Linked DNA regions of Homo sapiens: all the other regions are linked to region 1. Evidence: read pairs that join two places in POLR2A ChIA-PET (ENCODE). Cell type or tissue: GM12878. All regions are shown on one strand. Each heading gives the region's core, and the rest is flanking DNA. Links, peaks and the distances in the headings are about the cores only. Region 1 has its middle 50 kb from the start of LINC01907. Region 2 has its middle 24 kb from the start of GPR55. Region 3 holds the start of LOC112268431 (a long non-coding RNA gene).

Region 1 (10,651 bases), core at 2,496-7,495:
ATCACTTGAACCCAGGAGGAGAGGGTAGCAGTGAGATGAGATCGTACCACTGCACTCCAGCCTGGCTGACAGGGCGAGACTCTCTCAAAAAAAAAAAAAGGGGAAATTTTTTTTTTTTTTGAGACGGAGTCTTGTTCTGTTGTCCAGGCTGGAGTGCAGTGGCACGATCTCGGCTCACTGCAACCTCCAACTCCTGGGTTCAAGGGATTCTCCTGCCTCAGCCTCCCAAGTAGCTGGGATTACAGGCATGCGCCACCACGCCCGGCTTATTTTTGTATTTTTAGTAGAGACGGAGTTTCGCCATGTTGGCCGGGCTGGTCTCGAACTTCCTACATCAGGTGATCCGCCCACCTCAGCCTCCCAAAGTTCTGGGATTATGCATGTGAGCCACTGCGCCCGGCCGAGAAAAATTATTTCTACTGGTTTGTTTCTAGTTTGTAAAAATCCCATTGATTCTTATATATAGACTTTGTATCCAGCAACTTTTGCAGCCGAGTCTTAACTCACAGAATAAAGGGTGGGACGTTCCTGCTTCGGTTCATGCCTAAGAAAGCTCAGTGACAGGCAGATTCTGAAAGTGATGTTCCAGACTAGAAAACATGGAGTGTCTGTGTTTTCAAGGATCTGTGGGCTTTCCCCCAAAGCTTTCTATTGCCTCTCTCCACTCCTCAGTCACTTACCAGGCTCCCAGTGCATCATGGGCAAATGGAAATCTGGGAAATGGAACTTTAAGTTAGAGCCAGACTAGCTGGGAGAAGGGCAGGCACGAGGAGAAGGAGCGGTGGCTCAGCTTCTGTGAGTCCATGGAGGCCAGAAGTCCATCCTCCAGTTCCCTATCTACCCCCCTATATTTTCTCATGCTTTATTCTCATTCCTCATTACAAAAGGGATGTGAGGTGATGCACAAAACTACCTAATTTGGAAAGATAAAATTAATATAGAAGAAGCCTGAGAAACACAAACCCCTTCTCTACAAAAACATTTTGAAAAAAATTAGCCAGGCATGGTAGCACACACCTGTAGCCCCAGCTATCTGGAGGCTGAGGTGGGAGGATCGCTTGAGCTCAGGAGTTCGGGGCTGCAATGAGCTATGATCGTGCCACTGCACTCCAGCTTGGGTAACAGAACGAGACCCTGTAAAAAAAATTAATATATAAGGAAATTGAAGGGAAAATGGGGACACAGACATAAACTGAAATCAGGCTTGGGTGAGCAAAACTATGGAAGGAAAACACATCAGAGTCTAGGGGTTTGGAGAAGCCAGGGTCAAAGGCAGTGCCAGGGCCAGAAGCAGACCCAGATGTTAGAGCAGACCCAAGGGTGTGCCTCATGCCTTAGAGGGTTGAAATTTATTCTGACCACCGTGATCTCTCCTCTAGATGACTGCATTCACTCCTCTCTGTTCACCCGGCTTCTAGCTCTGCTTCCTCCGCACAATCTACTGTCCAACTAGCAGCCAGAGAGATCTTTTAGAAACACAAATTGGCCCCAGAATGGGAGAAAATATCTGCAAGCCACGTGTGATTAAGGGTCTAGCCTAGGCTGGGTGCAGTGGGTCATACCTGTAATCCCTGTCACGCGCGTTCGTGTAAAGAGACCACCAAACAGGCTTTGTGTGAGCAATAAAGCTTTTTAATCACCTGGGTCCAGGGCGGCTGAGTCCAAAAAGAGTAAGCAAAGGGAGATAAGGGTGGGACAGTTTTATAGGATTTGGGTGGGTAGTGGAAAATTACAGTCAAATGGGGTTTTTCTCTTGCGGGCAGGGGCGGGGGTCACAAGATGCTCAGTGGGGGAGCTTCTAAGGAATTTCACAAGGTTTATTGATCAGTTAAGGTGGGGCAGGAACAAATCACAATGGTGCAATGTCATCAGTTAAGGCAGGAACCAGCCATTTTCACTTCTTTTGTGATTCTTCAGTTGCTTCAGGCCATCTGGATGTGTACATGCAGGTCACTGGGGATATGATGGCTTAGCTTAGGCTCAGAGGCCTGACATTCCTGTCTTCTTATATTAATAAGAAAAAAAAAACAAGATAGTATTGAAGTGTCGGGGCAGTGACAATCCCAGCACTTTCGGAGGCCAAGGTGAGTGGATCACTTTGTCTGAGGCGTTTGAACCAGAGCAACTCCGTCTTGATTAGGAGCCGGGTAAAATAAGGCCGAAATCTACTGGGCTGCATCCCCAGATGGTTAAGCCTTCTAAGTCACTGGATGAGACAGGAGGTCAGCACAAAATACAGGTCATAAAGACCTTGCTGATTAAACAGGTTGCAGTAAAGAAGCCAGCTAAAACCCACCCAAACCAAGATGACCAAGAGAGTGACCTCTGGTGGTCCTCACTGCTACACTCCCACCAGCGCCATGACAGTTTACAGATGCCATGGCAACGTCAGGAAGTTACCCTATATGGTCTAAAAGGGGAAGCATGAATAACCCACCCATTGTTTAGCATATAATCAAGAAATAACCATAAAAAATAAGCAACCAGCAGCCCTCGGGGCTGCTCTGTCTATGGAGTAGCCATACTTTTATTCCTTTACTTTCCTAATAAACTTGCTTTCCCTTTACTTTATGGACTCACCCTGAATTCTTTCTTGCACAAGATCCAAGAACTCTCTCTTGGGGTCTGAATCCTGACCCCTTTCCTGTAACATCCTGAAGTTGGGAGTTCAAGACAAGCCTGGCCAACACAGTGAAACCTCCTCTCTACTAAAATACAAAAAATTAGCCAGGCATCGTGCCATGTGCCTGTTGTCCCACCTACTCGAGAGGCTGGGGCACAAGAATCGCTTGAACCCAAGAAGTGGAGGTGGCAGTGAGCTGAGATCGGGACACTGCACTCCAGCCTGGGTGACAGAGTGAGACTCTTTCAAAGAAAAAAAAAGAGGGAGGGGGGTCTAGCATCCAGAATATTTAAAGAACTACTACAACTCAATAAAAGAAACAAGTAACCCAGTTTTAAAATGGACAAAGGACTTGAATAGACATTTCTCCAAAGAAGACATACAAACGGCCAACGAGCACACGAGAAGATGTTCAACATCATTAGTCATTAGGGAAATGCAAATCAAAACCACACCCACTAGCATAACTATAATCAAAGACAGACAATAACGCGTATTGGTGTGGTTGTGGAGAAATTGAAACCTTCGTATTTTGATGGTAGGAGCTTAAACTGGTGCAGCTACTTTGGAAAACAGTTTGGCGGTTCTTCAAAAGGTTCACGGAGTTACCATGTGGCCCCCAAAATTCTACCCAAGATAATTGGAATACTATGAAGCAATTAAAATGAAAGACTTGGCTGGGCACGGTGGCTCACACCTATAATCCCAGCACTTTGGGAGGCCAAGGCGAGTGGATCACGAGGTCAGGAGTTCAAGACCAGCCTGGCCAAGATGGTGAAACCCCGTCTCTACCAAAAATACAAAAAGAAAAAAAAAATAGCTGGGCGCGATGGCGGGTGCCTGTAATCCCAGCTGCTTAGGAGGCTGAGTCAGGAGAATCGCTGGGACCCAGGAGGCAGGGGCTTCAGTGAGCGAAGATTGCACCACTGCACTCTAGCCTGGTCGACAGAGCAAGACTCCGTCTCAAAAAAACAATGAAAGACTCCTACTATGTGTGACAACTTGGATAAAATCTCATTCATCTACTATTGAGTGGAAGAAGCTAGGAGAAATAAGTAGAAATTGTATGATTCCATTATATGAAAGTCAAAAATAGATAAAGCTAATTTTTTGACCTATGTCAAGAGTATAGAAAGGAACCAGAAATCCTTGGCCTTGGAGATGGCAAGAATTAGGGCCTCAGTCACCACCTGGGCTCTGGAATTTTCTTCGCTTTTTGTCTCAGCTTCTGTTTAGAAGTTAGCTTCAGTCCCTCCAAATGTCTTTTTCTTTCTTTCTTTCTTTCTTTCTTTTTGAGACAGAGTCTTCCTCTGTTACCCAGGCTGGAGTGCAGTGGTGCAATCTTGGCTCACTGCAGCCTCCCTGTTCCAGGTTCAAGCGATTCTCCTGCCTCAGCCACCTGAGTAGCTGGGATTACAGGTGTGCGCCACCATGCCCAGCTAATTCCAAATGTCTTTTTCTACAATCCATGGCCTGTGGCAGACTCTGGATGCACATATTTCCAGTCCCCTCATTTGGAACAAGACCTCTTTTCATTTACATCCCATTCAAAAATTGCTAAGGAGGCTTCTAACTAGCCAGAGATTATAAATACTGACCCCTGGCTTGTCTGGCCAACAATAGAATAGGCAGCTCCCACGAGGCCCCTGTGGTTGGAGTTGGAGGTGGGGAGAGGTCTCCCAAAGAAGGCCTCTCCAATGGGATGTGCTGTTTCCAAAAGATGGATGGGTGCTAGGCAGACAAGCTCATAGATATCCACACCATTCAGATCCAGCTTTCTTGGAATTCACTCAACTGATGCCTTCTTCCTTCCCAGACCAACAGTTCATGCCCCAGTCCTCTCCTAGGTTGGTCCACTCACACAAAATCTTACAAGCAGCTGGAGAAACACCATCAGGAAGCCGGGCTTGATGGCTCACCCCTGTAATCCCAGCACTTTGGGAGGCCGAGGCAGGTGGATAACCTGAGGTCAGGAGTTTGAGACCAGCCTGGCCAGCATAATGAAACCCCGTCTCTACTAAAAATACAAAAAAATAGCTGGGTGTGGTGGCGCACACCTGTACACCCAGCTACTCAGGAGGCTGAGGCAGGAGAGTCACTTGAACCTGGGAGGCGGAGGTTGCAGTGAGCCAAGATCACGCCACTGCACTCCAGCCTGGGCAACAGTGTGAGACTCCATCTAACAAAAAAAAAGAATGAGATCCTAATACTAAAAAAAGTTCAAGATATGTTAAGTCAAAAAGCAAGTTGCAAAACTGTATCTATGGTAACATGATAATAAGGATGATGATAATAATAATACTATCTATGTTAGCAGATGCAGAAAAAAAAATCCAAGCAATAGACACCAAATTACTAACGTTAATAGGTGCTGGAAAAGGGGATCGAGTGGGGAGATTTATGAGAGACTTTCATATTTCTTTAGGATTGAAAGCATAAAATAATGGTCTAATTTTTAAGAAAGGAATTTGAAAGTTGGGGACAGTGTGACAGATGTTGTTTGATTGCCTTCCAGACAGATGTCTTGTGTCCACAAGGTTGTTTAAGAATTCAGACTTATCTCCTTGTTCACTGACCCATAACACAGCAGAATAAATGTTTGACATGGGAAAATTCTCGGGGACAAAAGAGCTTATTCAAGCAGAACTAACAGCCATGCACTATCTCATAATCAGCAGAGAAACGGACATGGTGCCTGTGCTGGGGGTGGGGACAGGCAGAGGAGAGGCTACAGAGGGCTTACAGGGAACAGTAGTAGCTCTTGTGGCTCAGGCTTTGCTGAAATTGATGCAGCGGTGGCCTGAATGGTGGAGATTCTAGGCGCGAGGCCACAAGGAGGAAAGTCAGGAAGACGGAGATGCCTATGTGATTGAGTGCTTCAAAGCAGGAGCAGACACAATTAATACAGAAAATGAAGAGGGCAAGATGCACGAATCTTGAAGCAGGTGATAGGGGAATCACATGCTCTTGAAATGAAGGCCTGTTTTAAGGAGATCTGCATAAAACATGCATCCTGAGTTTTTCTTTCTTTGCTTTTTAAAAAGTTTATTTTTTTTATTGTGGCAAAATACACAGAACATAAAATGTACCGTCTTAACAATTTTTGAGTGTAATGTTCAGTGGGTGTTAATTACGTTCATCTTGTTGTGTAACTGTGACCAGCGGAGGGTGTCCAAGTTCTTGGCGTCTTGAACAAAGAATTGGACAACACGCATAAACAAAGCAAGGAAAGAATAAAGCAACAAAAGCAGAGATTTATTGAAAATGAAAGTACACTCCACAGGGTGGGAGCGCCCCAAGCATAGGGGCTCAAGAGCCCCGTTACAGAATTTTCTGGGGTTTAAGTACTCTCTAGCTGGGCGCGGTGGCTCACGCCTGTAATCCCAGCACTTTGGGAGGCCGAGGCGGGCGTATCATGAGGTCAGGAGATCAAGACCATCCTGGCAAACACGGTGAAACCCCGTCTCTACTAAAAATACAAAAAAAATTAGCCGGGCATGGTGGCAGCCGCCTGTAGTCCCAGCTACTCGGGAGGCTGAGGCAGGAGAATGGCGTGAACCCAGGAGGCGGAGCTTGTAGTGAGCAGAGATCGCACCACTGCACTCCAGCCTGGGCAACAGAGCGAGACTCCATCTCAATTAAAAAAAAAAAAGTACTCTCTAGAGGATTCCACTGGTTACTTGGTGTACGCCCTATTTCCTGTCATAGCTGAAGTGTTTCCATTTGATTTCATTCTAGGAAATCAGCATGAATCGGCCTTATGTTCCCTGTCTCCAGACCCTATTCTCCCGCCTCACACCCATCACCACCATCCATCTCCAGAACACTTTTCATCCCGTAAAACTGAAACTCTGCACCCATGAAATAGTAACTCCTCATTCTCCCCCTCCCCCAGCCCCTGGCACCACAATTGTACTTTCTGTCTCTATGACTTTGACTACTCTAGGTACCCCCATAAGTGGAATCAGAAGGTATTTGTCTTTTTGTGACTGGCTTGTTTCACTTAGCATAATGTCCTCAAGGCTCATCCCTGTTGTAGCATCTGTCAAAAGTTTGTTCCTTTTTAAGGCTGAATAATATTCTATTCTATGGAGAGACCACATTTTGCTTATCCGTTCATCCATCAATGGACACTTGGATAGTTTCCACATTTTAGCTATTGAGAGTAGTGCTGCTGTGAACACGGGTGTACAGGTATCTCTTTGTATCCTTGCTTCAGTTCTTTTGTGTGTATACCCAGAAGTCATCCTGGGCTTTTTTGGCATGGGGCAGGTTATTTCTCAATAAGATGGCAGTAGTAATAATCCCTGACTTGCAAGCTGCCTTCTACTTTTCCAAGGATGTTCCCATCAAATCCTTCCCTCATTTGATTTTCACAACCTGCAAGGAAGGCAAGGCAACTGGCATCCATATGGACATGGAAACCGAGGGCCAGGCTCCTGGTGTCAGGCTCCCCCACCCCTCAGGATGTGGCATTCCCTTCCAGGCCCCATCTGAGCACATAGGTGGCCGCATGCCCATTTCGGTCTATCTCAGCTTCAACTCTGGCTGGCCTTCTACCATGTATTTTATTGTTATTGCAGCAAATATTTTTTGTATTGTTAGATATGAGTTATAAATTTCTTTTCAAAGAATTAACATGTCAATATGTTCAATTATTTGCCTTCTACTTTTAAACTTCCTCATAAAGCAAGCTTTTTCAATTACCTACTCCACCCTGACTCATTCTGATCACCTGCTCCACCCTAACTCATTCCTATTACCTGCTACCTGCTCTGCCCTGACTCCTGCCAAAGCACTCACTCCATCATTCTCTTTAAATTAGCCAATCAGAATTAGTTTAGCCTGTGCGGTCTAACCCTAGCCAATAGGGGAATGACACAGCAGCAGGGGCCATGTGCATCAGAGATAAGAACCCCTTCCCCTCCCTTGTCCAGGTGTGCGCTCACCATTGCTCCATCTGTAAGGGCGCACCCTTCTATAGAAGTAACTTGCCTCGCTGAGAATTAAAAAGAAGATTTTATATTCGAGTGCTATTTCTTTTACGGCACCGAAACTTTATATATAACAGTATCATAGACTCTTTGTGGAGGGAGGTGAGAAAGAGCTATTTCCAGGTCCTTATACGTATAAATAGGCATGTCCACTAGCCCCCCTTTCTTCAAGGCAGCTAGATGGGAGGGGCACTGGTTTCCCAGAATCAGCTTTAATTCCATTAAAGTAGATCAGAAAAATGGCTTATGCATTTCCTCAGGAATGTTGATTATTTTTTCCCAGAAGGAAGTTGTTAATTGCATCACACACAAAAAGTTTTGTCCCAGACCAGTTTGGGGACAATTATTTTTCTTTTCTTTTTCTTCTTTTTTTTGACACAGTCTCACTCTCTGTCACCCAGGCAGGAGTGCAGTGGCACAACCTCAGCCCACTGCAACCTCTGCCTCCCAGGTTCAAGCTATTCTGCCTCAGCCTCCCGAATAGTTGGAATTACAGGCGCCCACCACCATGCCCGGCTAATTTTTGTATTAGTAGAGACAGGGTTTCACCATGTTGGCCAGGCTGGTCTCGAACTCCTAAACTCAAGTGATCTGCCTGCCTCGGCCTCCCAAAGTGCTGGGATTACAGGCGTAAGCCACGGCACCTGCCCAATTTCTCTTTTACAGATTGTTGGTGTACATAAAAATCACCCTAGGTGCTTATTGAAAATGCTAATGTGTTCATAAAGGAGGGTGAAGTGGTTGCCTCCTCCATATCTGAGGTCTAACAGGTGACTCCGCTCCTCAAAGGTGACCCTTCCCAGAACCATCTGCTCCACGGAGGCCACTGGTCAGTTGGCTGCTGGTCACACCGGGACCAAAGTCTTGGGGTATATGCAGTGGCCTTCCCCAGAGCCTCCCCAAAGGCAAGGGGGTGGGAAATGTTTCAAACCTGGGATAGAAAGAACCTCCCTTCCTTCCCCAGGCGAGCACTCCAACTTGGGTGTAGCCAACATTATTGAAATCTTGGGAAGACAGACAGGTCCCAGCCCACCCCCAGTGGCAAAATAGATGTTCCTTTTCTTACTGAGCCTCTCGGCCATTCTGCCAGCCTCCCACACAGTTGCTCTACCCCTTGGTGGGCAACACAAGCCCTGCCCCCAACCGCCTAAACATCCTCCCCACTTTAGTGTGACGAGCAGACACCTACAAAAACCACCCGCCTTTCCTTCCCACACCAGCCCGAACCTAGGAGGCCTTTCTGCGTATTCAAAGCTGGGAGAAGGTGCTCTTCCTGCTCTCCCCACCTGTGAGGCAGGAGATGGAGCTGAGGACCTGACTGCCTGTCACTGTTACCAGGTTCTTGGCATTTTGAACAATGAATTGGACAAAACCCACAAAAAATGCAAGGAAAGAATGAAACAACAAAAGCAGAGATTTATTAAAAATGAAAGCACACTCCACAGGGTGGGAGCGGCCTGAGCCAGCGGCCTTAAGGCCCAGTTACAGAATTTTCTGGGGTTTAAATACCCTCTAGAGGTTTCCATTGGTTACTGTGTAAATGAAGAGGATGAAGTAAAGTTACAAAGTCATTTACTCGATGTACACTCTTTGTGAATGAAGAAGATATTTGCTGTCATCACTGAAGTGTTTCCAGGTTCCCTGCCTCCAGGCCCTATTCTCCTGCCTCATTGCCACCTCCTACTCACGGCTCTGTTTTTTCAGGTAGGATGTTGAGGTGGAGGATCGGCAAAGACAAGGGGCTCTTTGATATGAATGAAGCTGTCAAAGGCGTTTGAACCACAGCAACTCCATCTTGATTAGGAGCTGGCTAAAATGAGGCTGAGACCTACTGGGCTGCATTCCCAGATGGTGAGGCATTCTAAGTCACAGGATGAGATAGGAGGTCAGCACAAAATACAGGTCATCATAAAAACCCTGCTGATAAAACAGGTTGCAGTAAAGAAGCCGGCTAAAACCCACCAAAACCAAGATGGCCGTGAGAGTGACCTCTGATCGTCCTCACTGCTACACTGCCACCAGCGCCGTGACAGTTTACAGATGCCTTGCCAATGTCAGGAAGTTACCCTACATGGTCTAAAAGGGGAGGCATGAATAATCCACTCCTTGTTTAGTATATCTTCAAGAAATAACCATAAAAATGGGCAACCAGCAGGGCTGCTCTGTCTATGGAGTAGCCATTCTTTTATTCCTTTACTTTTCTTTTTTTTTTTTTTTTTTGAGCGGGAGTCTCACTCTGTCGCCCAAACTGGAGTGCAATGGTGCAATCTCAGTTCACTACAACCTCCGCCTCCTGAGTTCAAGCAATTCTCCCACCTCAGCCTCACAAGCACCTAGGATTACAGGCGCCTGCCACCTCGTCTGGCTAATTTTTGTGTTTTTAGTAGACAGCGGGGTTTCACCATGTTGACCAGGCTGGTCTCAAACTCCTGACCTCAGGTAATCCACCCTCCTCGGCCTCCCAAAGTGCTGGGATTACAACCATGAGCCACCGAACTTGGCCCTTTACTTTCTTAATAAACTTGCTTTCATTTTATGGGCTCACCCTGAATTCTTTCTTGCATGAGATCCAAGAACCCTCTCTTGGGGTCTGGATTGGGGCCCCTTTCCTGTAATAAAGCCACCTGACCCTGCTCCCAGAGCTTGTCCCCTTTCTTCCTGTGGCAAATGCGTCTCAGCAAAGGCTGCAGGACGATGCCGACACAAAGGAAGGAGCCCAGGCCGGCAAGGCTTGAACACCCCCCAGGATGCCTGGACTCCTCACAGAGGCCCCCCAACTTGGACTCTGCTATAAAAGTGAGGAAAAGGAAAACGGAATAAATCGAGCGTAAAGTGGATTGTGGGGCAGGGGTCTCAGAAGTGGTGGATTAACTGGAACTGACTGTGGGATTCCACCATGAGACAGAAATGGGGCCTTAGATAGAGACTGAGGTGTGGAATAATTAAGGTCTTTTTTGATTCAAAGTCGAATCTGTAGCTCGGAAATAGAACTTGCTGCTAACCCGTGCATTTAGCACCTAATATAATTCAGGAA
Region 2 (10,651 bases), core at 3,629-8,628, 300 kb after region 1:
AAACCCCAGAAGTGTGGAAGGGAAGGGGAGAAAGCCTGTGGAGGGAGGTGGAGGAGCCGTGGTTTCCAGTAACCATCGCTGGTTAGTTCAGAGGGAAATGTCCACAACAGAGATGACTGTGACACCCGGCACAAGATTTAATTCTCAGAGTGAAAACGAGAATGCCGTGTCTCTGGGAGCCCCCGGAGAATGACTCAACAGTGACGTCCTACAGCATGATTTGCTTTAACTGAAGGTGAAGAGAATCTTTCAGGAGTGGAGAGAATATAACTGAATGCTTTGTCACAAATTTACTTTGATCTCATGTACCCCGTAAATACAGACACCTACTATGTACCAGAAAAATTAAAAATAAAAATAACAAATTCACATTCCGCTTGTTCATCCTGATTCTTCAGGCCTGGCCACGGTATCAAAGACAAGGAAGGCCCATTGCCTGCCCTCATGCTGGTTGTTCAGCCCTCCAAGAATCATTCTTGATGCCCTGCAAATACCAGGCGCTGCGCTAGGCCCTGCAGATGCGACAACGAACGTAGATGCTGTCCCAGCCACCCACACTCGCTGCCGGGGGAAGAACCAGGTAAGGTTCCCGCACATCGCCCTCCATGAAGCAGGAGCAGGAGCCTCACTGCGGGGCTGGGAGCTGCCTTCCTTCCTCCCACCAGCCTCTAGGGGAAGGATTTGTGTCTGCTGGCCCTCCTCGGTAGTAACAAATTCTGGTGGTGGACAAAGCAGATAGAAGACTACAGAAGACAGACAGGCTAAGGTGATCTGCGCAAAAAGATGGCGGCGGGGGAGAGGAAAGGCAATTCCCAGAATGAAGCGGGGACGTGGGTGGCGAGTGTGTGGTTGGGATTTGAGGTGGAAAGAGGCTGAGAGAGGACTGAGTTCCGGGAGGCAGCTGCCTCCTGCATGGAGGCCTTTCCAAGGGCAAGCGCTGGATAGAGGATTCCAATTATTTGCTGTGCATTGAGAATGCACTCCCAATGACCCAGTTTTTCCAACAAATCAATGACATGAAAAGGAAAGGGGAAAAAAAAAGGGGTGACTTGGAAAGAATGCAACCCGCGCCCTTATTTGAGCCCTGATTTGAACAAACCAGCCATAAAAAGACAGTTTTGACACAATGGAGGAATCTGAATATGGATTTCGTGGTGGACGATATTACAGATTCACTTTTTGTTGTTGTTGTTGTTTTTGAGACGGAGTCTCGCTCTGTCGCCCAGGCTGGAGTGCAGTGGCACTATCTCGGCTCACTGCAAGCTCCACCTCCCGGGTTCACGCCATTCTCCTTCCTCAGCCTCCCAAGTAGCTGGGACTACAGGCAGGTACCACCACACCTGGTTCACTTTTTGTATTTTTTGTAGAGACGGGGTTTCACCGTGTTAGCCAGGATGGTCTCGATCTACTGACCTCGTGATCCGTCCGCCTCGCCTCCCAAAGTGCTGGGATTACAGGGCTGAGCCACCACGCCCGGTCTACAGATTGACTTTTAATTGTGTTAGCTAAGATAATGGCATGGTAGTTGCATTAAAAAGTGTCCTTTTTATTCACAATAACCAAGATAGGGAAACAGCCTAAGTGTCCATCAGTGGATGAATGGATTAAAAACATATACACAATGAAATATTATTTAGCCATTAAAAAAGGGAATCTTGTCATTTGTGACAACATAAATGAACCCAGAGGGCATCATGCTCAGTGAAATAAGCCAGACTCAGAAAGACACATACTGCATGACCTCACTTATATGTGGAATTTAAAGAAGTCAAAACTCACAGAAGCAGGAAATAGGATGGGAGTTGCCAGGGGCTGGAGGGCTAGGGAGGGTGTGGAAGGGGGAGATGTTGGTCAAAGGTGTTTCAGTTAAGAGGAATACGTTCTGGAGATCTATTGTATATAATAGCATGGTGACTGTAGTTAATAGTTCTGTATTGTAAACTTGGAAATTGCTACAAGAGTAAATTTGAAATGTTCTCACCACACACACACAAAAAAGATAACTGTGTGATCGATGGATGTGTTCATTAGCTTGATTTAATCATTTCCCAGTGTATACATATATCAAAATTTCACACTGTTCATCATTCACATATCCAATTTTTGTCACGTGTACCTTAACAAAGCTGAGGACCGGAGAGTGTGGAGAAAAAAGTGTCCTCATCAGAAGAGATGCACCCTGTAGTATTAGGCCAAGATGCCACGAGGTCAGTGTAAGTGGTGGAGGGTAGAGATCAATGAACTAGAGATCAGTGAAATGACGCTGGCAGAAGCTGATGGTTGTGGAAGCAGGGTGTCCCAGTAGCATGGGACAAGTTCCCACTGCAGCCCACACCTGGACCAGGCCATAGCTGGGGCCAAGTTTCCACTCTGGCAGAGCTGGAAGAAAGCAGGCCCAGCCCATCAGACCTTTTAGGGACCTCCAGGGCCTAACTGGGGCAGGGGCCAGGGCAAGGCAGCTGTGGCTGGGGGTGCTCATGTGGTTCTTTAGGACTCCACTGAGGTTCTTTGAGACACACACCAAACTAGAGAGCAGAACATCTTAATCACATCATATTTTAGTGAACCCCAAAAAGTAAATAAGAATTGGCATAGGTTCATGCTGAACTAACCCTATTGCTCATTTCCTATGTTTGACTTCAGTGTATTCAACTTTCTGACGGCCCTGTCACATTGGCCACACCACAGACCCACGCCTTCCATTCCTTCATCATGCCCAAGCCAGAAAGAGCCATTAGCTGACAAATCGCTCCTTTCCACTATGGGTGTGGGAACCTGCCTGGCTGCCAACAACCCAGTTTGTGTATCAGTCTCCCCTTGGTCAGCACCACCAGAGTTTTGTTGGTTATGGGGCGATCTTACTGAAGTTGGTTAGGTGTGCTGCAGCAGCAAAGCTGGAGCCTGCCAGCTGCACCTTGGACGTGCACCAGCCAACTGGGCTCCAATGCAAAGGGCAAGAGCACGATGAAAGAGCACATTTGCAATCCTAGAAGATTGCATCTAAGTTGCAAGGTATAATTGGGACCCTGGTTACATTTTTAGCTCAGGGGAATAAAGCCCATCCCATACTCTCCACTCCAGTAGGGAGTGTCTGTTGGTCAACTTTATGACCTTTTTTTTTTTTTTTTTTGAGACAGGGTCTCACTCTGTCTCTCAGGCTAGAGTGCAGTAGCCCAATCATAGCTTACTGCAGCCTCGACATCCCAGGCTCAAGCAATCCTCGTGCCTCAGCCTCCCACGTAGCTGGGACCACAGGGGCACACCACCATGCCAGGCTAATTTTTAACTTTTGTAGAGACTAGGTCTTACTATATTGCCCAGGATGGTCTCGAACTCCTGGGCTCAAGCAATCTTCTCACCTCAGCCTCCCAGAGTGCTGGGATTACAAGTGTCGACCACCACATCCAGCCTTTTAGTGCTATTTTTTAAAGTACCATTGTGTTCAACTTCAGCTGGTGCCCCCCCTCCAACTCCTAACATAGCCTGCACCCAGCTACAGCGAGGCTTCCTAAAATACAAATCTGGCCCTGTCCTACCTAAGCAGAAACTCGGCATCCCGCCTCACCAGGCCACGGTGGCTTTGGTGTCTGTCAAGCTCCCCATCAGTGGATGAAGCCTGCAGTGCCCGCCCGGCTCCTTTGTGACATGGGTGTGGCCACTGACTTCAGTTCTCTCCAAGAGGTCTTGGGTGCTGCAGTTGCCACCGCCGCCCACCCCCTGGCCGCCCCCACAGCTTCCTCCCTTGGTGAGGCAAAGCACAGCCCCTATGCTTGGTCTGTGTCTCCCGCAGGCCTCTGACAACAGCTGCTTAGGAGAGCTTTCTCAGTCAGCACTGAAAGGGAACTTAGAACCAGCTGAGCTATCAGCCCCTCCAGGCCTGACTTCCCCACTCAGAGCCTCCCCCACTCCTTCCTCCCTCCCCATCTCCTGACCTCTGGGTCTGGGTGGCTGCTCTCCACACACCTCCCAACCGCACTGACCTGGGGAAGCAAGACAGATTCAACAGTCCTGATTTTTGTTTTCACTAATTGCAAAATAATAATAATAGTAATAAATAAATCAAAATAAACCAAAAAGAGAAGGAAAAATTCTCCCATAGTCCCTACCCTATATATGGAATAGAACCTACTTTCTCTCGTTGCCTTTGAGGCTTTGTTTCCAGGCAGAGCCAGCATGACATTGGCAGGCATGGTGAAGAGTCAGTTATATAATTCGGATTTTTTCACTTAGAGCTGTAGATATTCCTTCCATGCCAGTGCAGAGTCTTCATCATTATCCTTTTAAACCACATAATATTCTATTAAATGTATATGCCAGCATTTATTTAACCATTCCCCAATTATAGGTCATTTAGGAAGTTTTTCCTTCCTTTGGGAATTATTGTTTTAAAATATATTCCCTGAGGGTTGGGCGAGGTGGCTCACGCCTGTAATCCCAGCACTTTGGGAGGCAGGGGCAGGAGGATTGCTTGAGCTCAGGAGTTTGAGACTAGCCTGGGAAACATTGGGAGACCCTATCTTTACAAAAAATAGTCCGGTTTGGTGGCGTGCGCCTGTAATCCCAACTCCTCGGGAGGCTGAGGTGGGAGGATAATCTGAGCCAGGGGGGTCAAGGCTGCAGTGAGCTGGGATGGTGCCACCGCACTCCAGCCTTGGCAACAGACTGAGACCCTGTCTCAAAAAATAAAATTAATAAATATAAAATATAGTCCCCAAAGAGGAATCACTACATCAACAGGCCCTAATGCTTTTATGGCTCTTTTTTTGTTTGTTTGTTTGTTTGTTTTCTTTGAGACGGAGTTTCACTCTTCCACCCAGGCTGGAGTGCAATGGCGCAATCTCAGCTCACTGCAACGTCTGTCTCCCGGGTTAAAGCGATTCTCCTGCCTCAGCCTCTCGAGTAGCTGGGATTACAGGCACCTGCCACCACACCCAGATAATTTTTGTATTTTTAGTAGAGACGGGGTTTCACCATGTTGACCAGGCTGGTTTCGAACTCCTGAACTTGCGATCTGCCCGCGTTGGCCTCCCAATGTGCTGAGATCACAGGCGTGAGCCACCGCGCCCATCCTGCTTTTAAAGTTCTTGATAGCTATTGTAAGATTGCCTTCCTGGGAAGAATGGGGTGGATTCCATCAATTCCCCGGCCTAGATCAGCACTTCTCAAAGTGTGGCTCAGGCACTCTGTGGGGAAGGGTGGTCTTGGGACACTTTCTGGGGATCCACAAGGTCAAAACTATTTTCATAATAATACTGAAATGTTGTTAGTATTTCCTTTTCCACTGTCTTCCTTTAGTGAGTGTACAGTGGAGTTTTCTGGAGGCTGTATGCTGTGTGATACCACAATAGACTGAATAGAGATAGGAGAGGCCAACCATCTTTCATAAAGCCCAGCATCACAGAGATCTGTGGAAATGTAAAAATAATGCTTCTCTTCTCACTAAATTTATTTTTTTTTTTTGAGACAAGAGTCTCGCTCTGTCACCCAGGCTGGAGTACAGTGGCACAATCTCGGCTCACTACAACCTCCGCCTCCCGGGTTCAAGCAATTCTCTGCCTCAGCCTCCCAAATAGCTGGGATTACAGGCAACCACCACCACGCCTGGCTAATTTTTCTGTATTTTTAGTAGAGACGGGGTTTCACCATGCTGGCCAGGCTGAACGCCTGACATCGTGATCCACCCTCTCGGCCTCCCCAAGTGCTGGGATTACAGGCGTGAGCCATCACGCCCAGCCAGTTTCTTTGTTTTAATTTCTAACACAGGAAACACTGATAGATATCTACATAGATAAGAGCTTTTTGAGATCCTTAACACTTTTTAAGAGTGTAAAGGGGTCCTGAAGCCACATTGTCTGGGAACCACTGGCCTGCACATGATGTGGCAGAATGCAGAGTGTGCTGGACAGACCTTGTTCAGCCCATCGCCTACCTGCCTGTCTCCCAGGCATGGCACCCAGGACAAGACGCAGAGCAATTAGAGCAATTGGCTTTTTTGTCTTTTTATCTCTTCTTGCCACTTTTATTTTCTTCTCATCTTCTCTTTCCCCTCTTTTTTGTTTTTCTCGTTTTGCTCTTCTTTCCCGCACTCCAGCCTCAGACCTCATAACGAGAGCTGCACAGATAAGGAAACCTTCTCTGCTTCACATAAGTCAAACATTTTTTCTCACATCTAAATAGAGATTCGCGACACTGGAAATAGGTTTTTCATTATTACTAATATCATTCACAAGAAGTGACATGTGTGGTGTTATGATAAGTACACACGTGTTGGCTTTTGTCCACAGTTTCTGGCTCGGAACCCCCATAGTCCCTGTTACAGTCTCGTGTTATGACAGTGGCTGTGTTAGGCCTCAGGAAACAGAATCTCTCTGGCCTTCTCCAGCTCTCCTTTCACCTGCCGCAAGGCAGGACTCGTATCTTCCCCCGCCTTTCTGATTGTGGGTCTTAAGACTCTCCCCAGAGAGGGTTCTGTCCTATGCCCTGAGAGAAGGAACGCTGACATCATGAAGCTTCCATAAAAACCCCAAGAGGACAGGGTTCAGAGAGCTTCCGGAGAGCTGAGCACACGGAGGTTCCTGGAAGCTCCATGCCCCTTCCCCTATACCTTGCCCTGTGCATCTCTTCATCAGTGTCCTTTGTAACATCCTTTAGAATCAACGGGCTAATGTGTTTCCCTGAGTTCTGTGAGTCACTCCAGCAAATTGATCAAACCCAAAGAGGGCGTTGTGGGAACCCCAACTTGAAGTTGGTCGGTCAGAAGTTCCGAAGGGCCAGACTTGTGTCTGGGTCAGGGATAGTCTTGGGACTGAGCCCTCAACCTGTGGGCTGTAAGACTATCTCCAGGTAGACAGTGTTGGAATTGAACTGGAGGACACCCCGCTGCTGTCCGCGGCTTAGTGGGACAACCCCCCACACATCTGGTCCCAGAATTCTCCTTCTGTGTTGATGATTGTTGTCGTGGTGGTGTGAGAACAGAGGAAAAACATGGTTTGGGAGTGTTTCCCTGAAACAATATGCATATTTTTAAAATATACACACGTAATCAAAGAACTAAAAATGAAAATGAGATTTTTTCATACCAACTTGGCAGAGATTTATTAGATGGCAATGCTTAGTGCTGGCAGATGTCTAGGGAAGAGGGCAGCCTATGTGGTTTCTAGAAGGCAACTTGGCAACACATACCAGGGGCCTTAAAAATAGCCTACCCTTTGACCCAGAGGAGTTCAAAAGGCTGACAGCTCCGCTTTGTACCATTCACAACTTAGAGTTGGCTGGGATCTTGACAACTGAGGGTAAGCAGGGATTTTTTTCCCTTTCATTAGGCCCAGAGAAGGTACATTTGTGGGTTTTTTGTTGTTATTGGGGTTTTTTTTTTTTTTTTTTGTGAGACAGGGTCTTGCTCTGTTGCCCAAGCTGGAGGGCAATGGCACAATCATGGCTCACTGCAACCTTAACATCCTGGGCTCAGATGATCCTCTTACCTCAGCCTCCTGAGCAGCTGGGACTACAGGTACATACCACCAGGCCCGGCTAATTTTTTTTTTTTTAATTTTTTTGCAGAAACGGGGGTCTTGCTATGTTGCCCAGGCTGGTCTCAAACTCCTGACTCAAACCATCCTCCTGCCTCAAACTCCCAAGTGCTGGGATTACAGGTGTGAGCCACCACATCCAGCAAGAGAAGGTACATTTGGAGAGGGAGGGGGGGTTACTAGACCTCAAAGATAGAGACGACATGGTCACCTGAGCTCTCATCAGGACATGTGGGCAAACCCTCCTGCAGGCAGCAGGCCAAGGCCTATAGGGACAGGGAAAGCCTGAGGGCGGGCGCAGCTTGTGTGCCAGGAGCCACAATCCTGGTGAGCACTTTGGAATGCTCCTTCTATGCTAAAGTGCTCTCTTCTTATGCCCAAGCCTTCAGTAATAATATTGGATTAAAAGGTACTACCTGGTCTTAGCAGGTGTGATCCAGAAGTCAGCTGGAGCCTGGCCGTGCCTTGAACTCTACATGAGGTTGGCTCATTGTGAGCCCAGAGGGCTAAGGAAGGCCACAGCCCTCCGTGGGATGTCCTGTTGTGTGATCTGGGGATGGCCAATGCCCTCCCAAGTTTTCTGCACATTCCCAGGGCAGGGCTGCTGACACCTCTACAGCCTCTGCTTTTCCCATGGTGCCGCTTGTCAGTTACTTGTCTACTCTTCCAGGAGTCCTATAGAGAACCCCTGCCCACAAGGTGTCATGGGCGTTTCTGAAGCTCAGGGACTGCAGAGAGACAGGGAGATTTCACATCACAGAAACACAAGCTTCCATCGGGCATCTGCACAGCTGAAATGGCCCACGGCCACCCTGTCCCCAGGGAACATCCTCAGGCCGGCCCCCACAGGAGCCAGCCTCTTGGAGGCAGGCTTCTCTCACCTTCTGCCTTCCTGGCCCTTCTCTCTCCCCCTCCTCTTTCCTTCCTTCCAGCAGCTGAAGCCTCTGCATGGTGGCCCAGGTGCTGGCCGATGTCTGCGTCCTCTGCTCCGCCATTTGCCCTAACAGTTGCCAAGGTGTTTCCCCAGCTATGAGGACCTCTGCTGCCAGTTGTCACCATGATGTTTTCCTCTGTTTCAGCTGGGCCTTGGGGAATTAGAGTGATACTTGGGTCCATCCTTGGGTGCAGTGGCTAAGGAAGCATGCGCACCCCAGAAAAGCTAGTTCCCAGGTGGCCAGAAGGAAGGAAGGAGAGGTGGCTGGCTAAAGTGACCAGCAGCAACCAGGTGGAGGTGGTGGTTGTGTGGATCCTGGAGCATTGTTAGGGGCTTCTGAGGTGGGCAGAATAATCTCCCCTGTCCCAGTATGTCTAGGTACAAATCTCAAGAACTGGTGAGTATGTTAAATTACATGGCAAATTAAGGTTGTCAATGGAATTAAGGTTGCCAATTATCCTGGATTATCCTGATAGGCCCAATGTAATCACAAAAGTTCTTGAAGGTAGAGAGTAGGGCAGAAGAGACAGAGGGATAGGATGTGAGAAGGACTCAACCCACTGTTACTGGGTTTGAAGACGGAAGAAGGGGCCATGAGCCAAGGGCTGCAGGAAGAACTGGCTCTGGAAGCTGGAAAGACAGAGAAACAGGTTCTCCTCTAGAGCCTCCAGGAGGACACAGTCCTGCCAGCACCCTGATTTTAGCCCAGTGAGACTTGTGTTGGGCTTCTAACCTACAGAACTGTAAGATAATAAATTTGTGTTATTTTAAGCCACTTAATATATGGCAATGTGTTACAGCAGGAAGGGGAAATAAACACATCTTCCCAGACACTATCAGGGGACAAGAACCTGGTAAAACCCTGTACATCCTGTGTCCCTCAGCTGATTATAAGGAGGGCATTAAAGAGCAGGATCTCCTAGGAAACTGGAGAGGCTGGAAGCATCCAGCATACACATCTGTCCAGTGTGGATCTTCTTAAAAACCAGGAGCATGAGTAGGTGTGAGTCTGCACACGGCCAGGAGATGAAGGCTGGCAGTCCCCTCCACCTCCCCGGTCTCCTGGAACCACCTTCCTGGTGGGGGATCCCCAAGGCGAGTCCTCAGCCTGAGAGGCTCCAAGGTCTGATGAGCAGGCCTGTGGAGCAAGCTTATGTTAGCTGAGCTCATTCTGGAAACCACAGCTTCCCACTGGCTTCTGATCAACGGACCTTGTCTTGCCCAGGAAGCCAAATCGTAACAGAGGGCTTCTGAGCAAGTTCCGAGATGCAAAGGTTTCACAGCCCTGGCTATGCAGCCCCGTAATCGTGCCCACAACAGCTGCCCCTGGCATCAGGTGGACCACGTGCATCCTTGCACCTGGTCTCCTTGCCCCTTCCCCTGACACAGTGTAGATGGCACTGCCAACACCCCATCCAAGCCAGAACTTTCTCTGTGTTTCCACAGTGACAGAGCCAAGCCCCTGCTCTGGGCTGGCTATCATTCTGTGTCCTGAAGAGGACTCGGCTTAACTCTCTTCTAGTTCATTTTCTGTTGGATTTAAAGCTTGGCTTTCAGACTTCAGTCTTAGTTCCCTCCTTTCCATGCCACTGGCCGAAGCCTCCCGGCCTTAAACTTTTTATTTTTAATTTTTGTGGGTAATAGTAGATGTATATATTTATGGGGTACATGAGATTTTGATATAGGCATACAATGTGTAATAATCACATCAGGGTAAATGAGGTATCCATCAACTAAAGCATTCATCCTTTGTGTTACAAATAGTCCAGTTATACTCTTTTAGTTATTTTCAAATGTACAATTAAATTATTATTGACTATAGTCACCCTGTTGTGCTATCAAATACTAGATCTTATTTATTCTTTCTGTTTTTTTGTACCCACTAACCAAGGCCAATGATCATTACTTTAATAAATGCTTTCTTGAAGGTGTTAGTGTTTTTTAAGCATTCAATTTAGTTTGTGTTTGGAATTCAAAGTTAGCAAATATGGCTTCCATGCCACTTGCACTCTTTCAAAAAAGTCATGACAGACATCACTAATCAATTACTGTACTCTTTCTCCCTGAGCCTGGAGTGTCCCAGGAATCCTTAATATAGTCTTCTAAGCAATCCTCATCCAACAATTGGAATTGGCAAGTGAAAAGAAACTAACATGTCATCCCTTGATGCAATTACAGTTAGGGACAG
Region 3 (10,651 bases), core at 1,868-6,867, 61 kb before region 1:
GACAAGACAATAGCAAGGCAGAAATTTGTTTGATAACAATTATAATGGCACAATTCTCTGGAGGTTTCATCTGACATAAATAGACATTACAAAGAAATACTGCTTCCATCATCTTAGCTATCTTAATTTTGTTTTATTCTTGTATATTGTATAAATCACTACATATTTGTAGAGCACATCCGTTTCAATTTCACTCCAGACATGTCACCATTACCATCCACTCCCACCCCAATACTTGCTACAAAAGAACAGAGTGGCCAGGCACAGTGGCTTACGCCTGTAATCCCAGCACTTTGGGAGGCCAAGGCGGGTGGATCACCTGAGGTCAGGAGTTCAACACTGGCCTGACCAATATGGTGAAACCCTGTCACTACTAAAAATACAAAAATTAGCCAGGCGTGGTGGTGGGCGCCTGTAGTCCCAGCTACTCGGGAGACTGAGACAGGAGAATTGCTTGAACCCTGGAGGCAGAGATTGCAGTGAGCTGAGATTGTGCCACTGCACTCCAGCCTGGGTGACAGAGCAAGACTCTGTCTCAAAAAAAAAAAAAAAAAAAAAAAAAGAACAGGGCTTCAGTTAGAAATAGAGTGTCTTGTCCAGGCAAGGTGGCTCACGCCTGTAATCTCAACACTTTGGGAGGCTGAAGTAGGAGGTTCACTTGAGGCTAGGAGTTTGAGACCAGCCTGAGTAACATAGCAAGACCCCATCTCTACCAAAAAAAAAAAAAAAATTAGAAAGATGTGGTGGCATGCACCTGTAATCTCCCAGCTACCCGGGAGGCTGAGGTGAGAGGTTTGCTTGTACCCAGGAGACCTAGGCTGCAGTGAGCCATAATTGTGCCAATTTACTCCATCCTGGGCCACCGAGTGAGATGCTGTCTCTAAAAAAAAAAGAAAAAGAAATAGAAGTGTCATCTTTAATGACATCTGTTTACCCCATTACCTTCTACCTTATACAATAATTAACCAACAGAAAAGGGTCTTCCCACAAAAGGCATAAAAGGCCTATCAGGCAGTTAGCAATATACTAAACTTTGAATCCAGGATGCCAAATATAAATTAATGTGGGGGCCGGACTACAGTGGGTGACGTAATAAACTTCACTTATAGTATACATTTTTTCAGTGATAAAGGAATTGTCTCTGAGGCTTTCAAGAAAAGGAAATGGCTTTGTTATTGCATTTGCTATCTCCACCTTATTCTCCTTGAAGTGATTGGAAAAGATCTCACAGGAAATCTCCTTCTTCTGGACCACTGCAAACATCTTAAGGAAAAAAAAATACAAAGAGAAAGTAAACATCAAGATTCCCAGATGCCTTTCCTAGCCAAAACATTCCAGGCCCAGATGACTTCACTTGCAAGTTCTTCAAAACATACATTTAAGAAAGAAAATAACCAATCTTACACAAACTCTTCCAGTGAAGAAAGAAAAAAGGAACACACTCTAACTCACTAGAGAAGGATAGCATAATTCTGATATACAACCTGACAAAAGCATTACAAAAATGAAAAGTAGAGGTTACTATCTCTCGTGGACAGAGATGGGAAAACTGCAACAAAACATTAGCAAGTCAAATCCAGCAATAGGTAAAAAGAATAATACATCATGACTAAGTGAGACTTATTCCAGGAATGCAAGAATTCTTTAACATTTAAAAATCAGGAAATCATGCTTGTTTCGGCAACACATACACTAAAATCGGAACAATACAGAGAAGATTAGCATGGCCCCTGCACTAGGATAACACATAAATTTGTAAAACACTCCATTAAAAAAAAATCAGGAGGCCGGGTGCCGTGGCTCACACCTGTAATCCCAGCACTTTGGGAGGCTGAGGCAGGTCACGAGGTCAGGAGTTCGAGACCAGCCTGGCCAACATGATGAAACCCTGTCTCTACTAAAAATACAAAAATTAGCCAGACATGGTGGTGCGTGCCTGTAATCCCAGCTACTCAGGAGGCTGAGGCAGGAGAATTGCTTGAACCTAGGAGGTGGAGGTTGCAGTGAGCCAAGATTGTGCCATTGCACTCCAACCTGGGCAACAGAGCAAGACTCTCGTCTCAAAAAAAAAAAAAAAAAAAATCAGGAAATGTATATCACCAGATTGACAAAATAAAGGGGAAAAATATATGATAATTTCAATAGATCCAGAAAAAGCTAAAATATAATAAAATATCTGTTCATGATTTTTAACTCTCAGAAAACTAAGAATAGAAAGTAACTTTTTTAATATAATGAAGTATATAAACAAACAAAACCCTATGGCTAACACTATACTTAAATGTGAAATACTAAATACTTCCCCACTCAATTTGAGAACAAGACAAAAATGTCTACTGTCACCATTTCCATTTAACACTTACTAGAAATCCTAGATAATGCAATCAGGTGATAAAAAGAAATGAAAAGAATAAACCCAAAAGGGAGGAAATGTAACTACCATTATTTGCAGATGACTATATACTTGGAAAATCTAAAGAAATGAACTATTAGAATTAATTAGTAACTTCAGTAAAGTATCTGGATTCAAGGTTAATATGCAAAAATCAATTGTATTTTTGTATACTAGCAAATTATAAGTTTAAATAAAAATAGAAAAACAATATCCTTTTCAAAAGCATCAAAACCACTAACAATAAAGGTAAATCTAACAAAAGATGTTCCAGAACACTACACTGAAAATCATAGAACTTTTGCTGAGAGAAATTAAAGAAAGCCAAAATAAATGGAAAGGTATATTTGTGGATTGAAGACTAAATATTAATATGTAAGTTATCCCCAACTGATTCATAGATTCAATATAATTTTAATAAAATTCAAGTGGAATTGTTTGTGGAAATTGACAAATTGATTTTAAAATATAAATGAAAATGCAAAAGACCAAAGTTAGCCAAAAGAGTCTTGAAAAAGAATCACAATGTTTTAACTTCATATAAAGTTACAATAACTAAGACAACATGATATGGGCATAAAGATAAACATATAAATCAACAGAGACTACAAGAAAGAGAAACACACACATAAGGTCACCAAATTTACAACAAAGACACCGCCACATTTCAGTGGGGAAAACGATGGTCACTTCATGAAATGGTATTGTTGGAGCAATTGAACACCCTACCTCATACCATACACAAAAATTTATTTCAAATGAATCATAGACCTAAATATGAAAGATAAAATAGTAAAGCTTCTAGAGCAGGTAGTATAATATCTTCTTGGCTTAAGGTAGGCAAAGATTTCTTGCAAAAGATCCCAAAACACTAACTATGAAAGAAACCACTGACAAATTAGACTTACTTAAAACTAAGAACTTTTGTTCATCAAAAGACACTATTAAGAGAGTGAAAAAAAGCCACAGAATATGTGAAGATATTCACAACACATATCCAACAGAAGACTTCTATGTAGAACATGTAGGAAGAATGTCTAGTAATTAGAACACAAAAATCCCAATTTTTTTTAAAAAAATAGGCAAAATAACAGGCATTTCATAACAAAATACTCAAATGACCAATAAACATATCAAAAAGTGCTCAAAAGCATTGTTTTTCACGGAAATGCAAAGTAAAAGCTCAATGAGATACCACTATGCCAAGATACCACTATCTATTCACCAAAATGGCTAAGATCTACAAAAAAAAAAAAAACCTAGCATCAAATGTTGAGAAGAATATGCTGTTTGAAACACTCATACGTGGCTAGTGGAGTGACAATTAGGACACCCACTTTGGAAAACTGGCAGTGTCTACTAAAGCCACCCTATGACCGGGCAATTACACTCCTAGGTCTATACCAAGAAAAACAAAGCAAAACCAATACAAGAAACCTCAGGGTTCAAATGTCTTTGTCTCACCCAGGTAACATTTGCAAAAGGGTAAGCCAGGATAGGTAGCGTTCCATCACCAGCTATCACTTGCCACTTTTTACCTGATTTCTCAGAGCTTAGTTTCTTCTACTTTACAATATGCAGTTGGCTTTATGACCCAGTTCAAAGAAGTTTTGGAATAAAACTAAGTATAAGTAAATAAATATAAAAACCCACATGGAGAAAGATGACAAAGGAAGGGAGAAAAAGACGCATCCTCTGTTCACTTGCCACCTCCACCTGCTGACTTCCTGGTCCTGCTACTTTCTAGGCTGCAGAGCCCCATGGGGGCTGACACACCATCCGTCAACATCTATGAACTCTCAGGCCCAATGTGGGCTTTCCAACATGGCTCCCAGGGACCAGAACAAAAAGTCTGAACTGACTCACCCAGAAAGTAGAAAAGGGAAGTGAAAGTATTAATATTTCTGAATGCCTCTGTATTTGTGAAAACTAGGCCACAGATAGTGGGGTTTCTCAACTCTTGTGAAAATATGGTAGCCGGGAATTAAGAAGGACTTACAGAATCATGACTGGAGGACCAGAAGAGGGTACAGGCCAAGGAGGAGGAACAGGAGGCCAACTCCAAGAAGTCCATGGAAGTCAGGGGATCATGTGTTTATGCAAAGGAAAGAGGGCAGAAAACTCTATTTGACCAAAGCTGACTGAAGTTGTTTCTAGGTGAAGTAACATAGTTGATGTTAGAGAGAAGTAAAACTCTGTTTGCCTCCTCCCCTTGCAGACATGGCCATGGGAAAAAAAAAAAAAAGGGAAAGACAGAAACTTCCAAGCCTTTCTCAGGCCTATGAGTTGGTGGGGCACATTGTGACCTTGACTGGACAAGTTAGACCCCAAGCATTTGGATATAGGTTGGAGGAAGCTGAAATGCTCTACATCATAAAGTCAGGGGAATGCCCTTAGAAATTTCTGGAAAGCAGGCAGGGAGGAAAAAGAGAAACCTCTGGACCACTGGGGCCAGAGGCAGGAGCCAAGTTGGTAAAAATAGCCAAGCTTTTAAAGATAGTACAGATATAAGGCTTTTAAAAAATATCCCCAGAATTTGACACTCCTCCCATTGACAGGTGGAGTCTGTGTCCCCTTTCCTTTAATCTGGGATATGTGACTGCTTGACCAACAGAATGTTTGAATATGGCAGAAGCAATGCTATGCTGATATTAAGACCAGGTCTTAAACCACAGGAGGGCCCCAGCCAGCCAGCCAGCCATGTGGTGCGCCATATTGGAAGTTGATGCTGCAGCCCTGGTCGAGCTGCCAGGAGATACCCATCTAGAGCAGACACACACCATCTCCACTGAGCTCTGTCCAAACTGCAGGTGTATCACGAAATAAAATAAGACTTTTATTGTTTTAAATCACTGCTTTAGGGTAGTTTTTTTTTTCACAGTAGTATAACTAGAACAGATTTTGAAGTAGGATGCAGTTATAACAAAAACATAAAACATGGGGCATTTGGCTGTGGGACAGAGCAGTGGATGGAAGCCTAAAGGTGTTCCAGAAGATGTCAGTGCAGTGTATGAGAAAGCGAGAGAAACACTAGTGGAATCTGGAGGAAGGAGACCCTTGTTATATAGTAGTAAAAGTTCTGTAAAACTCTCACCTGCAGTCATGGGGAAGTAGAAAATGTACCTAACAAAATCAATGACCTAGAGATGTCCAGGCAGTGGAGCTCAGAAATGATTCTCATGGGATGGGCCAAGAGGATGAGAACCAAGATTATCTAGGTCTTAAGGGGTGAGATGAAGATCCAGCTACATTTATGTTTGTACACAGTGATTTTTTTCACTCATACTCTGATATTATTCAAGAAAGATTTGAAGTGACTTTTTAAAATACTGAAATGTATCAGTACAAAGTTAAAGATAAATTGGAGCAAAGAGAGAATGAAAGTAGGACATGAACTAAAACCAGGGACCAGAACTCTGAGCCGAACTGTGGGGCAGAGACAGGGAGGCAGCTGGGAGCCCCAGGGATGCTAGAATCTAGGGCTTAAGGTGAGCAGAGCCCAAAAGCAGGTGAGGATTCAGGGGCCCCAGGGGTACCGTGATCCAGAATGATGCTTTCCAAATCATGTTCCACTGAATCTGACTTCTGACTGTTTTTTGGTTTGTTTGTTATGTTTTGTTTTGTTTTTGATACAGAGTCTCGCTCTGTCACCCAGGCTGTAGTGCAGTGGCATGATCTTGGCTAACTGCAACCTCTACCTCTCTGGTTCAAGCAATTCCCCTGCCTCAGCCTCCCGAGTAGCTGGGACTACAGTCACACGCCACCACATCTGGCTAATTTTTCTTGTATTTTTAGTAGAGATGGGGTTTCACCATGTTGGCCAGACTGGTCTCAAACTCCTAACCTCAGGCAATCCACCCACCTCAGCCTCCCAAAGTGCTGGGATTACGGGTGTGAGACACTGCGCCTGGCTGACTGTTTAAGAGGAATCCCAGGACATAAGGGTTCTGTGCCCAAATAATGAAAAATGTGGGTCAACGAGGCTTCTATCCTTCTTCTCCTGCACCCCCCACCCCTGGCTTGCGTTCTTGCGTTTCTCTCCCCACAAATTGGGTACACATCCCAGCACGCCAATGAGGACATCTTCACCGGTGGACAGGCACATGCAGGTCCTGCACATGCGTGGGTCTCTCCCTCTCTCTGCCTTCTCCCTCCCTCTCCCTCTCTCTCCCTCCCCCACCCTCTCTCTCTGGCTCTGACTTGTCACTTGTGTGTCACACGTCTCACTGAAGCAGGATGTGCTCCCTCCCAGCAGAACCATCTCTCCAGAGTGCTGCTCTCTTTTGCTCCCAACCATTATGGGGCAAGTTAACCTAAGCAAGAGAGTGGCCCAAATGTGCTGACTTCTCTGACTCCCTTGAAAGAACAAAGCACTTTGGTGTTCCTCAGATGGCTGTTGGGAGGATTAGAACTCTTGTGGTTCAGAAATAACCCTTTGATTCTAAACCCCATGCCCTAGTCAATAGTACTCCTTCCTGGAGTCTTTCAAAAAAATCATTCCAGGCCAGGCACAGTGGCTCATGCCTATAATCCCAGCACTTTGGGAGGCCGAGGTGGGAGGATCACTTGAGGTCAGGAGTTCAAGATCAGCCTGGCCAACATGGTGAAACCCCATCTCTACTAAAAATACAAAAATTAGCCAGGTGTGGTGGTGTGCACCTGTAATCCCAGCTACTCAGGAGGCTGAGGCAGGAGAATCACTTGAACCTGGGAGGCGGAAGTTGCAGTGAGCCGAGATCATGTCATTACACTCCAGTCAGTGACAAGAGCAAGACTCCATCTCAAAAAAAAGGAATGAGGATCTTTACACTATGGGGAACATATCAGATTCTTGGTTAAGATTCAGAATAAACACAAACCTAAGTGGTAAGGCGAGTAAAAGACCTATGACAGAGCACTTGGCTTAAAGAGAGAGGACACTCTGGTTGACTCTGCAAATCCCCTCTGCCTCAGATGACTGCTCCAAGCCAGTTGTGGTCATCTGTCTTCCTCCCTGGTCACTCGCTCATGGATGGTCAGGACTAAGCCAGTTTGCACTGATGACATGCAAGGAGTTTTCCTGGAGCTTCTGTGCAAAACCAGCCAGTCTTCCTCACCCTGCGGCTCTAAACAAGGCCCTGTCTCTGAGCTGCTGCCAGCAGTCATCTTATGACCACGAGAGGAACCACCAACCTCAGGGTGAACATATTCTCATTATTTAGGCCAACTTGAGTCAAGATATTTGTTAACTTGTAGATCCTAACTTTAAAAATCTTCAGAGTTGATTATGTGAGAAGCAAAGGGTTGGGAGGAAATAAAAAGAAACAGGAAAAAATAGGATCCGTTTAAGAACCAGGCTTGGGAAGAAGAAAAATTGTCTGTTTGTAAATGACATGATCTTACATATAGAAAACCCTAAAAACACCATCAAAAAACTGTTAGAACTAATAAACGAATTTCATAAAATCGCAGGATACAAAATCAACATTAAAAGTTCATTGTGGGAGTGAGGACAAGACAGCCAACTAGATGCAGCCAGGAAACATTTCTCCCACTGACAGAAACCAAGATATCATGTAAACCATCACATCTTGGATTGATTTTCTGAGAGAAAATACTGAAAGTGGATAGAGAGGCAACACAGACATCGAGGCTGAAGAGGGAGGAAGCTGGGAAGCCTGCATGGGATTGTCGAGTATCAGGACCAGATCCTAGTCCTGAACAGGACCTAAGAAAGGAACTGTGGGGCACCATTTTCCTGTTGCAGGCCTCTGGGATCCTAGCCACAGGAGAACACAGCGACCCCCACAGACATTTGAACTGGCAGGAGGAACTGTCTGAAGAGTAGGCAGAGGCAGAGTTGGAACCTCTGTGGAGTCCAGAAGGTTTTGCTTGTGGGGCAGCTGCAGCGATACACAACCATAGGCACCTATCCCCCAAGGCTCTCAATCTTGCTCTGAATGACGGTAGACCCTGAGGACCACCAGCCTGGGAGAGAGCAGGGCCTTTTCCGCAGGACTGAAGTGCATCTGATCTACATGCCCCTTTGTATACTGGCCCCTCCCGGGGCCGCTGCCTCACTGCTCCCACAAGAGTATGCACACAACACAGCCTCCACTGCCCTGCCCGAGTGTTTGGCTGGTGGCCTGGGAGCAGTTCAGCCCCCAGCTCAGCCGGTGCTCAACCTAGAGGAACTAGAGGACAAAGCCACGGTCCTGGCCCCAGTTGCCCAGGGTTTGAGTACACTGCTCAGGGGTATTGAGCTGGGATCTGTAGCCTGAGCTCGAGTGGTAGAGGAGCCCCCACTCTCAGACACTGAGAAGAGGAAGGCACAGGTTCGTGCACCAGTGCAGGAGCTTGGCATGTATCCCTCACAAGACCCATCCAGGTAGGGTGTAGGTCAGCCGCAGCCTCTGCCCAAGGGAGCCCCATGGCCCAGAACACCTAATAACCCAGTGATCTGAGCACAAAAGGCTAAGGGTAAAACTAGCTGGTCAGGCCTGCCCCAGGGGCAGACAGTGGTGGGTGATCCATCTGGGGGAGCATGAGCTGCACAGTCCCACAACAGTCTGCTGGGTAAAAACCCCAGGCCACAGGCGCCAACCAGCTGCCCACACACAGCACAACCACCCTGCCAGGGAATCCTCCGCCCTGACCCACTGCATCAACAGACCACCCACAGACATACCTACAACCTGCCCTGACTCTGCCAAGCACAGAGAACCAGCAGGCCCCCAGGAAGTTTCCAGGTCTCCCGGTGACCTAACCTTTAGCTTGGACCACCCCTAAGGGGGAAGTACAGCCCTCCTGGGCCTTGGAGCCAAGGCCCAGAAATAAACTTGGTGAGAGGGTCATTTCTCATCCCCCCAACTCCCCTTCCCCAGAGCACTGCAGCAAACACACTGAAATACAAAAAAAAGCACATAGCTGAGTAAGACCTGTCTGCTGGCCCTTACTCTTAAGCACCATTGACTGGATCACAGCCTGAATTACACCACCAAACAAAAATAAATTCCTTCAACACACATCGCCTGTGAAACAAAATACAGGAAATTAGCCACAACTAAGAAACAAGTACAGAGCTTTGGCCCCATGGAAGCACCCAGAAACAAAGTCAATCAACTATACACAATATACACCACAGTCAACCCTCACGGGAAAAACAGAATATATAAACAAAAAGCCCTATGCAGATGACAGCAACTTCAAAAAGATAAAGAAACACCAGCCTTCTCCAATGAGAAAGAATCAGCACAAGAACTCTGGCAATTCATAAAGTCAGAGTATTTCCTTGCCTCCAGAGGTTTACACTAGCTCCCCAGCAATGGATTGAAATGTCTGAAATGACAGATATAGATAGAGTTCAGAATCTGGATGACAAGGAAGATTCAAGAGAAAGTGGAAACCCAATCCAAGTAAGCCAGTAAAACAATCCAAGAATTGAAAAATAACAGTTATTTTAAGAAAGAATCAAACTGAACTTGTAGAATTGAAAAATTTACTACAGGAATTTCAAAATACAATTGGGAGCCTTAACAACAGACTAGACCAAGCTGAGGAAGGAATTTCAGAGCTTGAAGACTGACCCTTTGAATCAACCCAGTCAGAAAAAATAAAGAAAAAAAAATTTTTATTAAACAAAACTTCTGAGAAATATGGGATTATATAAAAAGACCAAACCTATAACTCACTGGCATTCCTGAGAGAAAAGAAGAAAGAGTAAGCAACTTGGAAAACATATTTGAGGATACTATTCATGAGAAGTTCTCCAATCTCACTAGAGAGGTCAACATGCAAATTCAAGAAATTCAGAGAACCCCTGCAAGATACTATACAAGACAACCATACCCAAGACACATAGCCAAAGTCAATGCAACAATGACAATCTTAAAGGCAGCTAGAGGAAAGGGTCAGATCATGTACAAAGGGAACCCCATCAGTCTAACAGCAGGCTTCTCAGCAGAAACCTTCCAAGCCAGAAGAGTGGGGACCTATTTTCAGCATTCTTAAAGAAAAGAAATTCCAACCAAGAATTTCATATCCCATCAAACTAAGCTTCATAAGCAAAGGAGAAATAAAATCCTTTGCAGACAAGTAAATGCTAAGGGAATTCATTACCACTAAACCAAGCTTACAAAAGATCCTTAAGGGAGTTTTAAACACGGAAATGAAAGAACAATACCTCCTACTACAAAAACACCCTTACATTCTTAGGCCACAGGCCTTGTAAAACAACTACACAATCAAGACTACAAAGCAACCAGCTAACAACATCATGAC

What was found. Peaks named below come from ENCODE experiments on the same cell type or tissue, not always from the same donor. Only the 100,000 strongest peaks of a DNase experiment are listed, where the experiment ranks them.
Region 2: POLR2A ChIA-PET joins it to region 1 with 6 read pairs; 1 of 35 experiments calls an interaction of 5 or more read pairs at or near these places.
Region 3: POLR2A ChIA-PET joins it to region 1 with 7 read pairs; 6 of 35 experiments call an interaction of 5 or more read pairs at or near these places.

Annotation. Positions count from the first base shown.
Region 1 is chr2:230,645,483-230,656,133 of GRCh38, forward strand. No RefSeq gene overlaps it. Among named protein-coding and RNA genes, the nearest start is that of LINC01907, 50 kb to the right of the region's middle. In GM12878, for the core only: no CTCF peak of the experiment used is centred there; a DNase peak (open chromatin) is centred at 5,259; H3K4me3 peaks cover 779 bases; H3K27ac peaks cover 767 bases.
Region 2 is chr2:230,944,392-230,955,042 of GRCh38, forward strand. It overlaps a transcript of GPR55 not described here. Among named protein-coding and RNA genes, the nearest start is that of GPR55, 24 kb to the left of the region's middle. RefSeq lists enhancers at 2,211-2,370, 5,668-5,717, 5,928-5,997, 6,188-6,237, 6,368-6,427. In GM12878, for the core only: no CTCF peak of the experiment used is centred there; DNase peaks (open chromatin) are centred at 3,790 and 6,270; H3K4me3 peaks cover 1,243 bases; H3K27ac peaks cover 5,000 bases.
Region 3 is chr2:230,585,453-230,596,103 of GRCh38, forward strand. It overlaps LOC112268431 (a long non-coding RNA gene), which reads right to left and starts at 4,204. Exons shown (of 5, transcript XR_002959453.2): 1 at 4,046-4,204. It also overlaps the pseudogene RNU6-451P. RefSeq lists enhancers at 3,802-3,951, 4,112-4,361, 7,199-7,248. In GM12878, for the core only: a CTCF peak has its summit at 4,128 (motif pointing left); DNase peaks (open chromatin) are centred at 3,909 and 4,309; H3K4me3 peaks cover 1,873 bases; H3K27ac peaks cover 5,000 bases.